Linked DNA regions of Homo sapiens: all the other regions are linked to region 1. A link is a loop called in an ENCODE intact Hi-C map of the cell type or tissue named here. Cell type or tissue: dorsolateral prefrontal cortex. All regions are shown on one strand. Links, peaks and the distances in the headings refer to the core of each region. The heading gives the core; the rest is flanking DNA. Region 1 overlaps LOC105372436 (a long non-coding RNA gene). Region 2 overlaps ZNF473 (zinc finger protein 473). Region 3 holds the start of MYH14 (myosin heavy chain 14).

The links. Peaks named below come from ENCODE experiments on the same cell type or tissue, not always from the same donor. Only the 100,000 strongest peaks of a DNase experiment are listed, where the experiment ranks them.
Region 2: it touches region 1 in a loop (2.9-fold over the local background); 5 of 110 quality-filtered maps call a loop at or near these places.
Region 3: a loop joins it to region 1, with 3 times the contacts of the local background. A loop is called at or near these places in 5 of 110 quality-filtered maps.

Annotation. Positions count from the first base shown.
Region 1 is chr19:50,140,556-50,145,899 of GRCh38, forward strand. It overlaps LOC105372436 (a long non-coding RNA gene), which reads right to left. Exons shown (of 3, transcript XR_936021.4): 2 at 3,472-3,560. Among named protein-coding and RNA genes, the nearest start is that of SNAR-D, 2.9 kb to the left of the region's middle. In dorsolateral prefrontal cortex, for the core only: CTCF peaks have their summits at 2,622 (motif pointing left) and 2,823; no DNase peak of the experiment used is centred there.
Region 2 is chr19:50,046,111-50,051,275 of GRCh38, forward strand. ZNF473 (zinc finger protein 473) reads left to right here. Exons shown (of 5, transcript NM_015428.4): 5 at 1-2,666. The coding sequence ends at 949. It overlaps ZNF473CR (ZNF473 cis regulating lncRNA), which reads left to right and starts at 4,479. Exons shown (of 5, transcript NR_138096.1): 1 at 4,479-5,084. RefSeq lists enhancers at 4,525-4,734, 4,766-5,165. In dorsolateral prefrontal cortex, for the core only: CTCF peaks have their summits at 961 (motif pointing right) and 1,160; a DNase peak (open chromatin) is centred at 931.
Region 3 is chr19:50,201,203-50,206,540 of GRCh38, forward strand. It overlaps MYH14 (myosin heavy chain 14), which reads left to right and starts at 2,420. Exons shown (of 43, transcript NM_001145809.2): 1 at 2,420-2,469. LOC124904746 (a long non-coding RNA gene) reads right to left here and starts at 2,774. Exons shown (of 3, transcript XR_007067298.1): 1 at 2,611-2,774. RefSeq lists a silencer at 4,142-4,241. In dorsolateral prefrontal cortex, for the core only: a CTCF peak has its summit at 2,245; DNase peaks (open chromatin) are centred at 1,427 and 2,249; H3K4me3 peaks cover 2,353 bases; H3K27ac peaks cover 1,530 bases; H3K27me3 peaks cover 673 bases.

The DNA.
Region 1 (5,344 bases), core at 1,590-4,089:
CGAGTGCCTGCCATTGCAGGCACACGCCGCCACACCTGACTGGTTTTCGTATTTTTTTGGTGGAGACGGGGTTTCGCTGTGTTGGCCGGGCTGGTCTCCAGCTCCTAACTGCGAGTGATCCGCCAGCCTCGGCCTCCCCAGGTGCGGGGATTGCAGATGGAGTCTCGTTCACTCAGTGCTCAATGGTGCCCAGGCTGGAGTGCAGTGGCGTGATCTCGGCTCGCTACAACCTCCACCTCCCAGCCGCCTGCCTTGGCCTCCCAAAGTGCCGAGATTGCAGCCTCTGCCCGGCCGCCACCCCGTCTGGGAAGTGAGGAGCGTCTCTGCCTGGCCGCCCATCGTCTGGGATGTGAGGAATCCCTCTGCCTGGCTGCCCAGTCTGGAAAGTGAGGAGCGTCTCTGCCCGGCCGCCATCCCATCTAGGAAGTGAGGAGCGCCTCTGCCCGGCCGCGACCCTGTCTGGGAGGTGAGGAGCGTCTCTGCCCAGCCGCCCCGTCTGAGAAGTGAGGAGCCCCTCTGCCCGGCAGCCGCCCCGTCTGAGAAGTGAGGAGCCCCTCCGCCCGGCAGCCACCCCATCTGGGAAGTGAGGAGCGTCTCCGCCCGGCAGCCACCCCGTCCGGGAGGGAGGTGGGGGGGGGGTGGTCAGCCCCCCGCCCGGCCAGCCGCCCCGTCCGGGAGGGAGGTGGGGGGGTCAGCCCCCTGCCCGTCCAGCCGCCCCGTCCGGGAGGTGAGGGGCGCCTCTGCCTGGCCGCCCCTACTGGGAAGTGAGGGGCCCCTCTGCCCGGCCACCACCCCGTCTGGGAGGTGTACCCAACAGCTCATTGAGAACGGGCCATGATGACAATGGCGGTTTTGTGGAATAGAAAGGGGGGAAAGGTGGGGAAAAGATTAAGAAATCGCATGGTTGCCGTGTCTGTGTAGAAAGAAGTAGACATGGGAGACTTTTCATTTTGTTCTGTACTAAGAAAAATTCTTCTGCCTTGGGATCCTGTTGATCTGTGACCTTACCCCCAACCGTGTGCTCTCTCAAACATGTGCTGTGTCCACTCAGGGTTAAATGGATTAAGGGCGGAGCAAGATGTGCTTTGTTAAACAGATGCTTGAAGGCAGCATGCTCCTTAAGAGTCATCACCACTCCCTAATCGCAAGTTCCCAGGGACACAAACACTGCGGAAGGCCACAGGGTCCTCTGCCTAGGAAAACCAGAGACCTTTGTTCACTTGTTTATCTGCTGACCTTCCCTCCACTATTGTCCTATGACCCTGCCAAATCCCCCTCTGCGAGAAACACCCAAGAATGATTAAAAAAAAAAAAGAAAGTGTTAATGACAGATTTGCCTCCATTAAAAGCCAAGAAAGTCAAATTATTCAAATTCTGTCTAGGGTATATATGAAAGATTTAAATGTAAAATAATGTTGTGAATTTCAACACATTTACTTCATTTTTCAGTATTTTTCAACTAGTTTAGCATTCCAGGAAAAATAAATTTAGAAAAAATATATAAAAACTTGCGCAGGGCACAGTGGCTCATGCCTGTAATCCCAGCACAGGCCTTTGGGAGGCCAAGGTGGGTGGATCACTTGAGCCTGGGAGTTTAAGACTAGCCTGAGCAACATGGGGAGAGCCTGTCTCTACAAAAATAATTTAGGAATTAGCTAGGCATGGTAGTGTGTGCTTGTAGTCCCAGCTACTCAGGAGGCTGAGGCAGGAGGATCCCTTGAGCCCAGGAGTTTGTTACTGCAGTGAGCTATGATCTCACCACCACACTCCAGCCTGGGCAATGGAGCAAGAACCCCTCTCCTTAAAAAAAAAAAAAGCAAGTATATGGGGGCACATACATTTCCTTTGAAATAGCAGTCTGATGTGGCATGAGACTGGCCTTTTTAAAAAATTTGATATTTTGTTCATCATTGATTTTTTTTGCATTGATTTTGATTTTTAAAAAATGTTGCATTATTATTGTTATTGTTATTATTGTCACTCTGTCACCCAGGCTGGAGTGCAGAGTCTCCCTGAGTTCAAGTGATTCTCCTGCTTCAGCCTCCCAAGTAGCTGGAACTACAGGCGTGTGCCACCTCACCCTAATTTTATTTTTTATTTTTATTTTTTTTGTAGAGACAGGGTTTCGCCATGTTGGCCAGGCTGGTCTCAAACTTCCGACCTCAAGTGATCCACCCACCTTGGGCTCCCAAAGTGCTGGGATTACAGGCGTGAACCACCGCGCCTGGCCAATATTGCATTAAATATTCTTTTATCTTGATTGCTGCATTTGGGGCACACATTTACATTTGGTACTGGGTGAATACAGCTCCCTCTGGCCAGGCTCCAGCCAGCCCCACTCCTCCAGGGTGAAGTCCACCGCCACATCCTTGAAGGTCACTGATTCCTGCAAGGGCCAGTTTCATTCTGTGGAGTGGCACGTCCTTCTGGAACTTGGGGGCAGAAGTGTCAGGGGTCAAGAGCCCACAACAGCCCCCTGGGCTGGAACATTCTGATTGTGCAGAATTGGGATGCCTGAATCCAACTGGCCTATGGGAACCTATCTAAGGCAGAAACTCGCCCATAGGCACCTTGGTAGAAAGTAGAACAAGGAGCCCTTTCACATGACTCTTTACTGCCATCTGTTGGGAAGTCATTGTAATATACCAATTAATTTAGTATATGACAGTTTATCAAACTGCCTGCAAACTGCCACCAATGTATGAGGTATAAGGTGGGAGTCCTGCCTGGGATGAGGCACACTTGTGCAGTGCATAACCTGCACAGCTCTAAGTGACAGCCCTAAAAAATGCTTTTTTTTTGAGATGGAGTCTCGCTCTATCCCCCAGGCTGGAGTGCAGTGGCGCAATCTCGGCTCACTGCAAGCTCCACCTCCCGGGTTCACGCCATTCTCCTGCCTCAGCCTCCCGAGTAGCTGGGACCACAGGCGCCCGCCACCACGCCCGGCTAATTTTTTGTATTTTTAGTAGAGACGGGGTTTCAACGTATTAGCCAGGATGGTCTCGATCTGACCTCGTGATCCGCCTGCCTCAGCCTCCCAAAGTGCTGGGATTACAGGCATGAGCCACCGCGCTCAGCCTAAGAAACACTTAAAGAAAAATCCGTCAAGCCGTTTTGTGCAGGAGATATTCGCAAGTCCCATTCTATCCCAGACCCCATCCCTGATCCTCACCCCCATTCCTGACTCCAGAGATGAGGCTCAGGGATGAAGCAAAACCATCCATTGCCCACTTTGCCTGGTAACTGAAAGGCTGCAGTGTTCGATGAAAAATGTTTAGACTGCGCGACATGGTCCCAGCTCAGAGCATTCTGCCTCTGCCTCCTGCCCCTGGGCACTGCCCGGCTCCCCTCTCCTCATACCCCCTTTCCCAGTATTGGAAGAGTCAGGAGACCTTGAGATCATGCACAGGGATGAAGAGGGCCCACTGGAGTCCACAAAGTTATCCTGGGGAAGAGGAAGCCCAGACTCACCTGGCCCTCGGCCATCAAGGTCCCATTGGCCATTGCTGGGTTCTGGGCATGTGCCTCTGGGAGAAGGGTTCACGCCAGGGCCCGAAGAGCTGGAGGAGGAGACCACAGCAGAAAAAGGGTCATTTGTGACCCTGACAGACAGATGCTTTCCCCAAGACTCCTGGTCACGGAAGGGGCCATGGTCCCCTAAGAGTCAAAGCAAAGTCCCAGGACAGGCCACCTGAGGCCCCCATTCCATACCAGTGACAACAGCCAGCAACCATGAGGCTGTCTCACCTCCCCGACACAACAGCTCTCGGACGTGGGAACGATGGTTACCCCTAGATGAGGACATTGAGGCACAAGAGGTCAAGACTTGCTCAAGTTCATGGAGACAAAAAGTTTCAGAGAAGTCTAGCCACAGGGCCACCCCTATCTTTTATATATATATATATATATATTGTTTTTTTTTTTTTTAGATGGATTCTCACTCAGTGTCCCAGGCTGGCTGGAGTGCAGTGGCGCCATCTCGGCTCACTGCAACCTCCGCCTCCCAGGATCAAGCAATTCTCTTGCCTCAGCTTCCTGAATAGCTGGGATTACAAGCACCTGCCACCATGCCTGGCTAATATTTACATTTTTAGTAGAGATGGGGTTTCACCATGTTGGCAAGGCTGGTCTCGAACTCCTGACCTCAGGTGATCTACCCACCTCGGGCTCCAAAATTGCTGGGATTTTAGGCCTGAGCCACTGTGCCTGGGCCAGGGGTTCTTATTTATTTATATAATTTATTATTTTTTAATAATACAGACAGGGTCTCTCTATGTTGCCCAGGCTGGTCGCGTACTCCTGGGCTCAAGCAATCCTCCCACCTCGGCCTCCCAAAGTGCTGGGATTACAGGCATGAGCCACCACACCCAGCCTTGGCAAAGATTCTTAAAACTTTATTCCATAAACTGGGACTTCCTGCCTGGTGGGGTAGACAGGCTGTATAACAGCCCCCAGAGATATCCCTGGAACCTACAGATCTTATCTTATATGGAAAAGAGACTTTGCGGAAGGGATTAAGTGAAGGATCTTTAGATGGGGGGAATTATCCTGGATTATCTGGGCGGGCACTAAATGCCTTCACAAGTGTCCTTATAAGAGGGGGCAGAGGAGAGTCTGACACAGGGCAGAAGAAGGCCATGCACCAGAAGCAGAGAGCAGCAGAGGCTGAGAGAGAGGACGCTACACTGCTGGCTTTGATGACAGAGGAAAGGGCTACAAGCCAAGGAAAGCAGGCCCCTGGAAACTGGCAACGAGGCAGCGAAACAGATCCATCCCTGGAGCCTCTGGAGGGAGCATGGCCGTGCTGACCCCTTGATCCCTTTGAATCCCGCTTCCAACTTCTGGCCTCCAGGATTGTAATATAATAAAATTGTGTCATTTTAAGTGTGTGGCAATTTGTTACAGCACCATGGGAAACTAATACAGTCCACAGAATGAAAAGATGCAGCACCTCACACACATTTCCCAGGCGAGAAGCCATACACATCCCCGGCTACACAGAACACACACACCTGAATGCTGAAACTAGTGCATGAGGTGTTTTTTTTTTTTGAGACAGAGTCTCTATCTGTTGCCCAGGCTGGAGTGCAATGGCGTGATCTCGGCTTACTGCAAGCTCCACCTCCCAGGTTCACACCATTCTCCTGCCTCAGCCTCCTGAGTAGCTGGGACTACAGGAACCTGCCATCACTCCTGGCTAATTTTTTTTTTTTTTAGGAGAGACAGGGTTTCACCATGTTAGCCAGGATGGTCTCAATCTCCTGACCTCATGATTCACCTGCTTCAGCCTCCCAAATTGCTGGGATTACAGGTGTGAGCCACCACACCTGGCCTAGTGCACGAG
Region 2 (5,165 bases), core at 1-2,500, 96 kb before region 1:
ACAGAAAGAGAAGTGCTTTAAGTGTAACAAATGTGAGAAAACCTTTAGCTGCAGCAAATACCTAACTCAGCACGAGAGGATTCACACCAGGGGAGTGAAGCCCTTTGAATGTGACCAGTGTGGGAAAGCCTTTGGCCAAAGTACTCGGCTCATTCACCATCAAAGAATCCACTCTAGAGTGAGGCTGTATAAATGGGGTGAGCAAGGGAAAGCCATCAGCAGTGCCTCCCTTATCAAACTTCAGTCCTTCCACACAAAGGAGCACCCTTTTAAATGTAACGAATGCGGAAAGACCTTCAGCCACAGTGCACACCTCTCAAAACATCAGTTAATTCACGCTGGAGAGAATCCCTTTAAATGTAGTAAGTGTGACAGAGTCTTCACCCAGAGAAACTACCTTGTTCAGCATGAGCGAACTCATGCCAGAAAGAAGCCGTTGGTGTGTAACGAATGCGGGAAAACGTTCCGTCAGAGCTCATGCCTTTCTAAGCATCAGAGAATTCACTCAGGTGAGAAGCCCTATGTATGTGATTACTGCGGGAAGGCCTTCGGCCTGAGTGCTGAGCTTGTCCGCCACCAGAGAATTCACACTGGAGAAAAGCCTTATGTTTGTCAGGAATGCGGGAAAGCCTTCACCCAGAGCTCATGCCTTTCTATTCACCGGAGAGTTCACACTGGGGAGAAGCCCTACAGATGTGGTGAATGTGGGAAAGCCTTTGCCCAGAAAGCAAATCTAACACAGCACCAGAGAATTCACACAGGGGAGAAGCCTTACTCCTGTAATGTGTGTGGCAAAGCTTTTGTCCTCAGTGCCCATCTCAACCAGCACCTGAGAGTTCACACCCAGGAGACACTTTATCAGTGTCAACGTTGCCAGAAAGCCTTTCGGTGCCACTCGAGCCTCAGCCGCCATCAGCGTGTACACAACAAGCAGCAATACTGCCTGTAGCCATTGGGTGGCAGCAGAGTCCCAGAATATGAGACCGTTACTCGGATGTTGAAAGTTGGAAACTATCCCATTGCAAGTTTCTCTCCAAATAAATGCATCTAAAGATTGATTAGAAAGTTTGTGCGCATGTTTTTCATTATAACAATGAAAACACAAAAGTGGAGAAGCTGTACAACGTCAGGATTCAGAGGTAGGCTCTGGAGCCAGTCTACCTTGAGTTAAATCCCACCTCTGCCATCTACTACCTAAGTGACCTTGGGAAGGTCAGAAAAATCTCTCAGGGCCTCGGTGTCCTTATCTGTAAAATGGGCATCACCTACCTCAGAGGGCTTTTCTGAGGATTAAATAAATAAATGTGAAGCACTTAGAACTGATGGCCAGCACATGAGGGCTCACCAAGTGTAAGCCACAAATACACATCAGCTATAGCACAAATATACTTGTGTTACAAGAAAGGAATTAGTAATCTGTGTTTACTGTAGTTAATGTTCTTACAATGTATCGCTTTTAATTTAAGTTTTCCTTTTTTACAGTTTTTCTCCAGCACTTTACTCTTCTTAAGTGCCTGGCCTTTTTTGTCCCTTTATCTCTCCTGGTTTTTTTCTTAAGCCCCAGAAAGCCAAAAAGAACATGTAAACTCTTCACCTCAACTAGCTACAACCTTCCACTCCTAACCTCCCAAGCTTCTCACTTAAAGAGGACTCCCTATCCCACAAACACATGCTCCCTCTTCCTATGACCTTCCTCCATTTAACAGTGTTGGTTATGCAATAAGACACCCAATTTTTCATGGGAGTTGACACCAAAACACAGCTGGATTCCATCAGGAAAGCTGCATTGATCAGGGTGTTAACCGCATATGAAACAACCCATATGGAAGACATACTTAGGGGTCAAACCTGTGGTGTGTGGAAGTGACCACTGGGATGTCATCATTCACCATTTATCCAGGATGGCCGCTCACCAGGCAATTTGCTAGGCTCGGGGGCGGGTAGTATCCATACACTATGCACTACTGCTCTGAAGCTTCTGGAATCAGAAATGAACCCATTTTCATCGACGATTGCTGTTAGTTGACAAGTGACATCTTGAAAATGCCACATTCCCTCATGTCACAGGAAGTTCTGGGATCACCAAGGATTGTTGGAGAGTCCAGTGAGATGGAACCACACAACCAGTTCCCTACCAGTGTCTTGTCAGCTCTGGGTGTTTGTTCCCTGCCACTAAGTGGCTCAGTCACACCTTTGCTGAAACACAGTAGTCTTATGAAAAGCACTGGACACATACTTTGAATACCTTTCATATTTTAGGTGCTGAAAATGGTGAGGGAGTGAGTGCTCTGCACCCTTGGGCTTTTCAACTCTTGCACCTGGAGTTCTGCTGGTTAAGTTTGTTAAACTTAGTTGAAACTGGGAACCTGTTGGCTAACCATTGGGGCCTTACACTGTTTTTCAAATGGTTGCAACATTTAACTTCTCGCACATGGTTCCCGTCCTCTGGAGCTCTGTCTTGTCGGGGAGATGGGCATGTTGTATACCAAAAGAGTGTACAAAGTGTTGCAGGGCTGTGACACAATAGGGACTCTATGGAAAACTGGCAGCCATTGGGTGTGGGGGCAGTCTGTAAATCAGTCACCTGTGTTGCTGCAGGCCAAGGTAGAAACGCCCTCCGTGTGTGCATATTTGTTGGTTCTCTGATTAAAGTTTTGAGTCTAAAAGCATTGGTTCCTTCTCTCAGCCTGCTGCCATGCAGCCACGCATCAGTCCCTGCCTGCCAGGCCTCACGTCTTTGCTGGGGAGGGCTTCTGGTGGCGATCAGTAAGAGGGAGCAGCTCAGTTTTCCCACTGTCTGGGCGGGGCATGCGCCACTGAGGAGGCACACAAGTTCAGCTGGTCCTCAGATGCATCATCAAACAACACTTTTCAGTCTGTGTGTGGGCCTAAGTAACCAAGGAGAGAGCACAGGCAGCCTGCAGTTCACTCTTCACAGACATGTCAGGCCCCAGGCTTGGGGAGTGTTTCTAATTAGCATCCAGTAATACATATAACTTTGTTTATACTTTAATTTTTGTCCCCACCTTTTTCCTTTAGTGACAAGTGACAAGAGATACTAGTTCCTGCTCATGGTAGTAATAGAAAGTTTTTTTTTTTTATAAACTGAGCTGATAGGGCCGAGTGTGGTGGTTCATGCCTGTAATCCCAGCACTTTGGGAGGCCTAGGTGGGAAGATGACTTGAGCCCAGGAGTTCGAGACCAGCCTCAACAACGTGATGAAACCCTGTCTCTACGAAAGAAATATGCAAATTAGCTGGGTAGTGGCCACTGATCACTTAAAAATGATTAAAATGGCAAATTTTATGTATATTTTTACAATTTAAAAACATTTAAAGTTTAAATTTAGATAAAAGTTTAAGTTTAGATAAATTTAAAACATTTTAAAGTTTGTGTGGTAGGCTGGGTGTGGTGGCTCATGCCTGTAATCCCAGCACTTTGGGAGGCTGAGGTGGGTGGATTGCTTGAGCTCAGGAGTTTGAGACCAGCCTGGGCAGCATGGTGAAATCCTGTGTCTACAAAGAATACAAACAGCCGGGTGTGGTGGTACACGCCTGCAGTCAAGCTACTAGGGAGGCTGAAGTGGGAGAATCGTGAGCCTGGGAGGTTGAGGCTACAGTAGGCTGTGATCATGCCACTGCACTCCAGCTTGGGCGACAGAACAAGACCCTGTCTCTGAATAAAGGAAAAAGATGTGATTGGAAAAAGAAATGAGCTACAGGAGCCTAAACCAAGCAAGGCTAAGATGGCAAAACCCAACACCTCTGAGGCTGATGCAAAGACAAGCTCAAACGAGGTCAAGGTATAAAGCAGCAGCAAAGTCTTCTCTAGGGCCAAGGTCTCCCCCAACATTTCAGAGATGGGGACCCCTTGTCGGAACTGATACCCCAGCTAAATTCCAGCTTGACTTCTGGAAGGGCTGGAGACTAAGGTCAGTCAGGGTGATCAGCCCTGTCAACATAACCAACCCCATAACCCTGGGTACCACGGCGTGGGTGAGCTTCTCTGGCAACACTTTGTGTGCGGTCACACATCATTGCTGAGTGCGTTAAATGCTTTCCATATGACTTTACTGGCAGAGGACACCTGGAAGCTCACGCTTGGTCTCTCCTAGACTCCATCCTATGCACCTTTTCCCATTGCTGGTTTTAATCTCTATTCTTTAGCTGTAGTAAATGCAATCAAGTATAACAGCTTTGCTGAGTTTTGTGAGCCCTTCTAATGAATTACTGAACTTAAGGGTCCACTGCCCTCTCTGAGCCTCAGTTTCTTCAGTGGACTCAAGAATGATACTCAGTGTAAGGATTCTCAAAACGAGCATCAGCAGGTTCCGCCCACGCCGGCCTCCTGGGTTCAGTTCTCTAATAACCACCTCCCTTCCCCGCCTACTCCAGCCAATCCTTGTGCTGACTCGGCTCCTGGCCACGCCCTAACCCCACCCCCGCTGCCTCTAAACCCGTCCCCACCCCTGCAGCCTCACAGGCTGCCGTCAGATTCTCAAGCCCCTATTCCTCTCGGTGGCCTAAATCCCCAACTGCTCGGGGCCACTTTTCAGGCCAAAATGGGCCCAAAATGGGGAGGGCAAGTGATGAATGTCACTAGACAGTGGGGCCCTCAAGGACCTGGCAAATGGGGGCTTGGACCTCGGATCGGCCTCCCACGCGAAGCTTGCTCCCCACCAGCATCCCCACGTTGGTGGCGACGCTGCCCCGGCCCCACGGATACTTCCGCGCCTGTCAGACTCCCTGATGAACTACCCTTCCCAGAGTACCGCGGGAGCTCGGGCTCCTGAGGGCGACGGTCCTCTGATGGCAGATGCGGGAGAAACTCTGGCGTCAGGCGGCCCTCGCGTGGAGCACACGAAGTCGTGGCTTATTCTGGCTTCAGTATGTGGGGTGGAGAAGGCGATCCACGCAGCTGCGTCTATTTCCTGTGGATCAATCGCAAAATACGTTCTGTAAGCCCCGCCCCCACTGCGTGCGGGCGGCTTTTGTCTCCACGGCAACCGTCAACTCTGGAAACGCCTGTCTTTCTCCATGGCAACTGTCTACGCCGCAGGCTGGAGCTGCCCATTACCGGAGCCCGTAAGCAGTATGGGTGCTGGACAAACAGCGTGATCGGGTCGTAAAACTTGGTGGAAAACGAATATTAGAGCACAAGGAAGG
Region 3 (5,338 bases), core at 1,253-3,752, 60 kb after region 1:
TGGAAGGTGGCTGTGGCAATCTCAAAGCCATGGCAATCTTGACACTATGACCACAGGGATGGTCCTGTGATTCACCTTTGCTGTTGCTGAGCAAGTGCATTGGGAGTTGGATGCTTGAATCTGTGTCTGCCCTCAGCACCCAACTCCAGCTTCTCTTGTCTCTTTTCTGCCCATCTCTTATCTCCCAACATTTCCTTTCATATTTCTTTGGCTTCTTGCTCGTACGCTAGACTTCGTATGTATATAGTTTCTCTCCTGCATGCTGTTTGTAGGACAATAAATGGCAATAGTCATGATAATCAGTATTTTCTTTTTCTTTTCTTTCTTTTTTTTTTGAGATGGAATCACTCTGCCACCCAGGCTGGAGTGCAGTGGTGCTATCTCCGCTCACTGCAACCTCCGCCTCCTGGGTTCCAGTGATTCTCCTGCCTCAGCCTCCCGAAAAGCTGGGATTACAGGCGTGGGCCACTATGCCTGGATAATTTTTGTATTTTTAGTAGAGACGGGGTTTCACCATGTTGGCCAGGCTGCTCTCGAACTCCTGACTTCAAGTGATCTGCCTGCCTCAGCTTCCCAAAGTGCTGGAATTAGAGGCGTGAGCCACCGCTCCTGGCCAGTACTTTCTTATTCAGCCTTTTCCCTGGTGCCAGGACTGTACTAAGAGCTTTGTAGGCACTAATTCACTTAATCCACTCAATACAAGCACTCATTACCATTTACTCAACAAACACTTATTAAACACCTACTGTGTGCCAGGCACTGAGGATTCGGCACTGAACAAAATAAAGATCTTTGTCCTCGTGGGACTTAAATTCTAGTGAGGAGACAGATGATAAACAGATAAATTAGCAAACACTCCCAGTGCTATGAGAAAAAGCAAAGCGGGGTTAAACGAGAGAGAGTGATGAGAGGAACTGTCTTATATAGGATGGCCAGGAAAGGCCTCTTGGAAGAGGTGATATTGGAGCAGAACGGATGATGTGGGAGAGAGGTTGTCATGCAAAACCTGGGGAAGAGCATTCCTGGTGGACCCAACAGAGAATGCAAAGGCCTTGGGGCAGCACCAGGCCTCCTGGTTTGAGAAATTGAGCCAGTGTAGCTGGAGCAGTATGAAGGGGAGGGCCTGGGGGTGAGATCAGAGAGAGCAAAAGGGCCAGCCACATCCCGCAGGACCTCATTGGCCATGGTGAGTTCTTAGACTTTTACTGAGTGAAATGGGAGCCATGGAAGGCTCTGAACAGAGGAAAGGCCCCATCTGAATAGAGTAGACTGTAGGGAGAGCAAGGGTGAAGGCAGACAGTCCATCACTCCCATTTTACGAGTGCAGAAATAAATGGAATCTCAAAAAAGTCCAGCAACTGGCCTGAGCCCACACAGCTGCTGAGCAGCCGAGCCAAGCTGGCAGGCCTCCTTGGGTTCAGTGGAGCCATTCCTTTGTGCCCTTGGCTCTTTTTATTTTCCTTTTAAATAGAGATGGGGCCTATGTTGCCCAGGCTGGTCTTGACCTCCTGGGCTCAAGTGATCCTCCCACCCTGGCCTCCCAAAGTGTTGGGATTACAGGTGTGAGCCACGGCACCCTTCCAACCTTGGGAAGTCTTTTGGCTCTCCTGAGCCTCAGTTTTCCCATCTGTAAATTGTAAATGGGGAATCATTACCACGTTTGGGCATAGCATGGCGGTTAAAAGCACAACTTCTGGTTGGATCTGAGTCCTTGCTCTGCCATCGGCCAGCTCTGTGACTTTCTGCAATTAACACCCTCTTTCTAAGCTTGGGGTTACCTCATCTAGAAGATGAAGATCTTAATAGCACCAATTTCAAGGGCTTCGTTGTAAGGATTAAATGAGATCATGCAGGTAAGGCGCTTAGCACAGCTCCCGGTCTACATCGAAGTGCTTGATAAACGATCATTGTTATTCCGATAGTATCACGGCCCACACCTCCCCGGTGGGTGAGAGCCTGGGAGGGTGCCTGGTACATGGTCTACGTTCGACAAAAGTGAATTCTGTCTCCTGTCTCTCCTGCCCGCCGGGTCCCGGGGGACCCAGGCATTCCGGCCTTCGGTCGGCCCCCCCACGCCGGCCCTTACAAAGGCCCCCATTCATGCCTTGCGCACAAAGCGGCCCATTCACCCTGGCCCCTTGGGCCTCCCGCCCCCGGCCGCCCCCCGCGCCTCGCTATTGGTGGCGCCCCGTGCCCATCAGGCCTCGGCTTCCACCCCCGACCGCGCCGCCTAGCTCCGCGCCCGGGCCGCGTTCTTTTCCCACGGCTGGCACCCTTCGACAACTTCTGATTGGCCCAGCCCGCCAGCCGCTCTTTTTGATTGGCGGCTCCCGTCCCCCAGGGGCGGGGCCGTAGCTTGCCGCAGCGGGCGCCGATTGGCCTCTGCTGCTCTCTTGGGGGCGGGGCTGTCCTGGCGGACACGCCCCTCTTTCTCCCCAGGCCGAAGCCTCGGGACGGCCCTGGAAGCCGGTGAGTGCCCGGGGCCGGCAGCCCTCCGGGGGCGGCGGAACGGGACTGAGCCAGGGGAAGCTGGAGCCTGGGGGCTGCGATCGGGGCCCGGGAGCCCGGGCAGGCGGCCGGGGACGGCGGGGAGGTGACGCGGACACTCACCTTGGGCGCGCAGCGGGACGGCGGCGAGGGAGGTGGGGGGGCGGGACGTCTACACTCCCCCAACTCCAGTTGCCGCCGTGTGCGAGGCCCGGTCGGGGTCCTCGTTGTCAGCCCCGGGCCTGTTCCGCAGAAGGGGAAACTGAGGCTGTCTTTGGAACCTCGGCCGCTTTAATACCTGAGTCATCGCCTCCAGTCCCCCGCCCCCAGCATGACATGTCTCTGTTCTCACGTGTCAGAATCGGAGGCCAGAGAGAGGGGTCGTGACTGGAAGAGGCGGAGGGGTAGGGAAGGACATATTTGAGAACCTATGATGTACTTGGACGCTTTTATTTTTTATAACTAAATAATTTCCTTTCCTTATCGTGTTGACTCGAGGTGAGTTATATTGTACCCATTATACAGAGAGGGGAAGGCTGAGACTGGGCCGAATTGGTGACTGCAGGGGGACCTGGTGGAGAAGAACACTCCAGAGACCAACTGTGTGCTGGGTCCTTTAACCTTTTCAGTCCCACAGGAGTCCCCTAAGGAAAGCGGTGGTCCCTGTGGCATAGATGGGGAAGCAGGTTGGTAGTAATCACCAACTGGGACGCAGAAATTCATGTCTTTAGGGACCTGCTACAAGTTCTTTCCAGACCCCCTCCTTTAGAATGGCAGAAAACGGTATAGGCTTGAATTCCAGACCTCCCTCTTACGCTGTGTGATCTTGAGTGCCTTACTTTGACCCTTCCTGCCTCAGTTTCCACATCAGAGAAATGGACATGCTGATCACCCCTATGTCATTGGTTGTTGAGGTTATTCTAGGCCGGGCGCAGTGGCTCAGGCCTGTAATCCCAGCACTTTGGGAGGTGGAAGCGAAAGAATCGCTTGAGCCCAGGAGTTCGAGACCAGCTTGGGCAACACAGCGAGACTTCGTCTCTACAAAAAGTAAAAGAGTTAGCCGGGCGTGGTGGCGTGACCCTGCTGTCCCAGCTACTCGGGAGGCTGAGCAGGGAGGATCGGTTGAGCCCAGGAGGTCAAGGCTGCAGTGAGCCATGATCGTGGCATTGCACTCCAAGCTGGGCAACAGAGAGAGACCCTGTCTCTCCCTCTTTTTTTTTTTTTAAATCATTTTATGATCTCAAAGAGCTGTTCTAAGAGGAGAAAATACCCGACACATAGTAGGTACTCTTATCACCATGTAGTCTTTATTTCACTCCCGAGACTGAAGCTCAGGACAGAATACCATTGTCCTCTTCTTTGGTACTCTTACTGTCTATAGATTTTGTTGTTCCCTTCCCGCAGTTGGGAAACTGAGGCTCAGGGAGATTAATGATGAAGCACTGGGCTGGGGAACTTTCTGAACGTCGTTTTATTAATTTCACTGGCCGCAATGCACAGCAGGGAAAGCTGAGGCCCAGGAAGCTCCAGCGGGGTTTGAATCCCGGGAATCCTCAGCCTTCTCCGCGGCGGGCCCTCGACCTTTGCCCTCCATAAGGGGGAGGAGCCCCTGGCGCCGCCGCCGCCGCCGCCCACCTGGCAACAGGCTCAACCCCCGCCTTCCCCCGGCCCCCGTCAGAGGCCCTGAAGCTCCAGGCCCGCCCCGTTCCCAGCCGGGCAGGTGCTGGGTGACATCAGAGCCGGGCTCCCGCCCTGTGACGCGACGGGGCCCCGCCCTGCGCTGGACCGCGGAGGTCGCTGCACCTGAAGAGAACGGGGATTCCCGCGCCCTCACCCCATCTCCCCGCTCCGGTCGGCGCCCCCAGGTAGCCCCGAGGATCTGCGAGTTGAGGGGGCGGCGACACAGGCGCTTGGGTCCAGGGGAATGGGTACGGGGCTCTCAGACTCCTGGATCTGAGAAGGGGCCTTGGGGGCCGGCTGTCCCAGGTCTGAGGAAGGACTGCGCCGCGAGCCCGAACTTCTGGGTCCTGGGGGAGGAAAGGACTGGGGCCAGGACTGCAGAGCTGGGGTCTTAGGGGAGGAGGGGGCTGCAAGCCCGGATTCTGGGGTCTGTAGGAGCAGGGGCTGGGGGCCTGAACTCCTGGGTCTGAGACAGGAGGGCATTGAGTACTGGGACTCCGGAAACCCAGCGCTAGAAGCCAGGGTCAGACGGCTGGATGCCAAGGGCCCCAACCTCTGCCCCAGGGCGGATCCCTGGCTGCTTTTCTTTTTCAAGCCCAGCAGTCTCGGCCCCTCCCAGGGCAGGTGCTTTCACCTGCCCAGGTGACAGTAATTAGCCCTGGCAGAGTGTTCCTGCTGGTTGAGGAAGGGTAGGGCAGTCAGAGAGGCTCGGCCACTTGGAGCCAAGGCCTGCAGGCCCTGCCCGCCCCATCAGGGCTGTGATCCATCTTCAGAACTCAGCATCCTCACCTCTAGCCCGGCTGCAGTGAGGTGAGGGGGCCTGCACTTCCCAATCCATAGGAGGAGGGGGCTGGGGGCTCAGACTCCTGGGTCCTGGGAGAGGAGGAGGCTGGGAGCTCGGACTCCTCAGCCTGGGGAAGGAAAGGGCTGGGGGCTTGGACTCTTGGCTCCAGGGAGGAGAGGCATAGGGCATAGGGTGATTGCAAAAACTCCGAAACCCTTCCTGGTCAAAGGCCACAGGGCTGGTGAGGAAGTGGATGGGGTGGGGTGGGGTGGGTGGGGGTGAGGGTAAAGTCCCAGGGATGGAGTTTGGGTCCGGTGTATCCAGGTCACACTGGAGATATGGGGTGAGCCTTGACGATTTGGGGGCCACGGGGTGGAGAAACTCCCT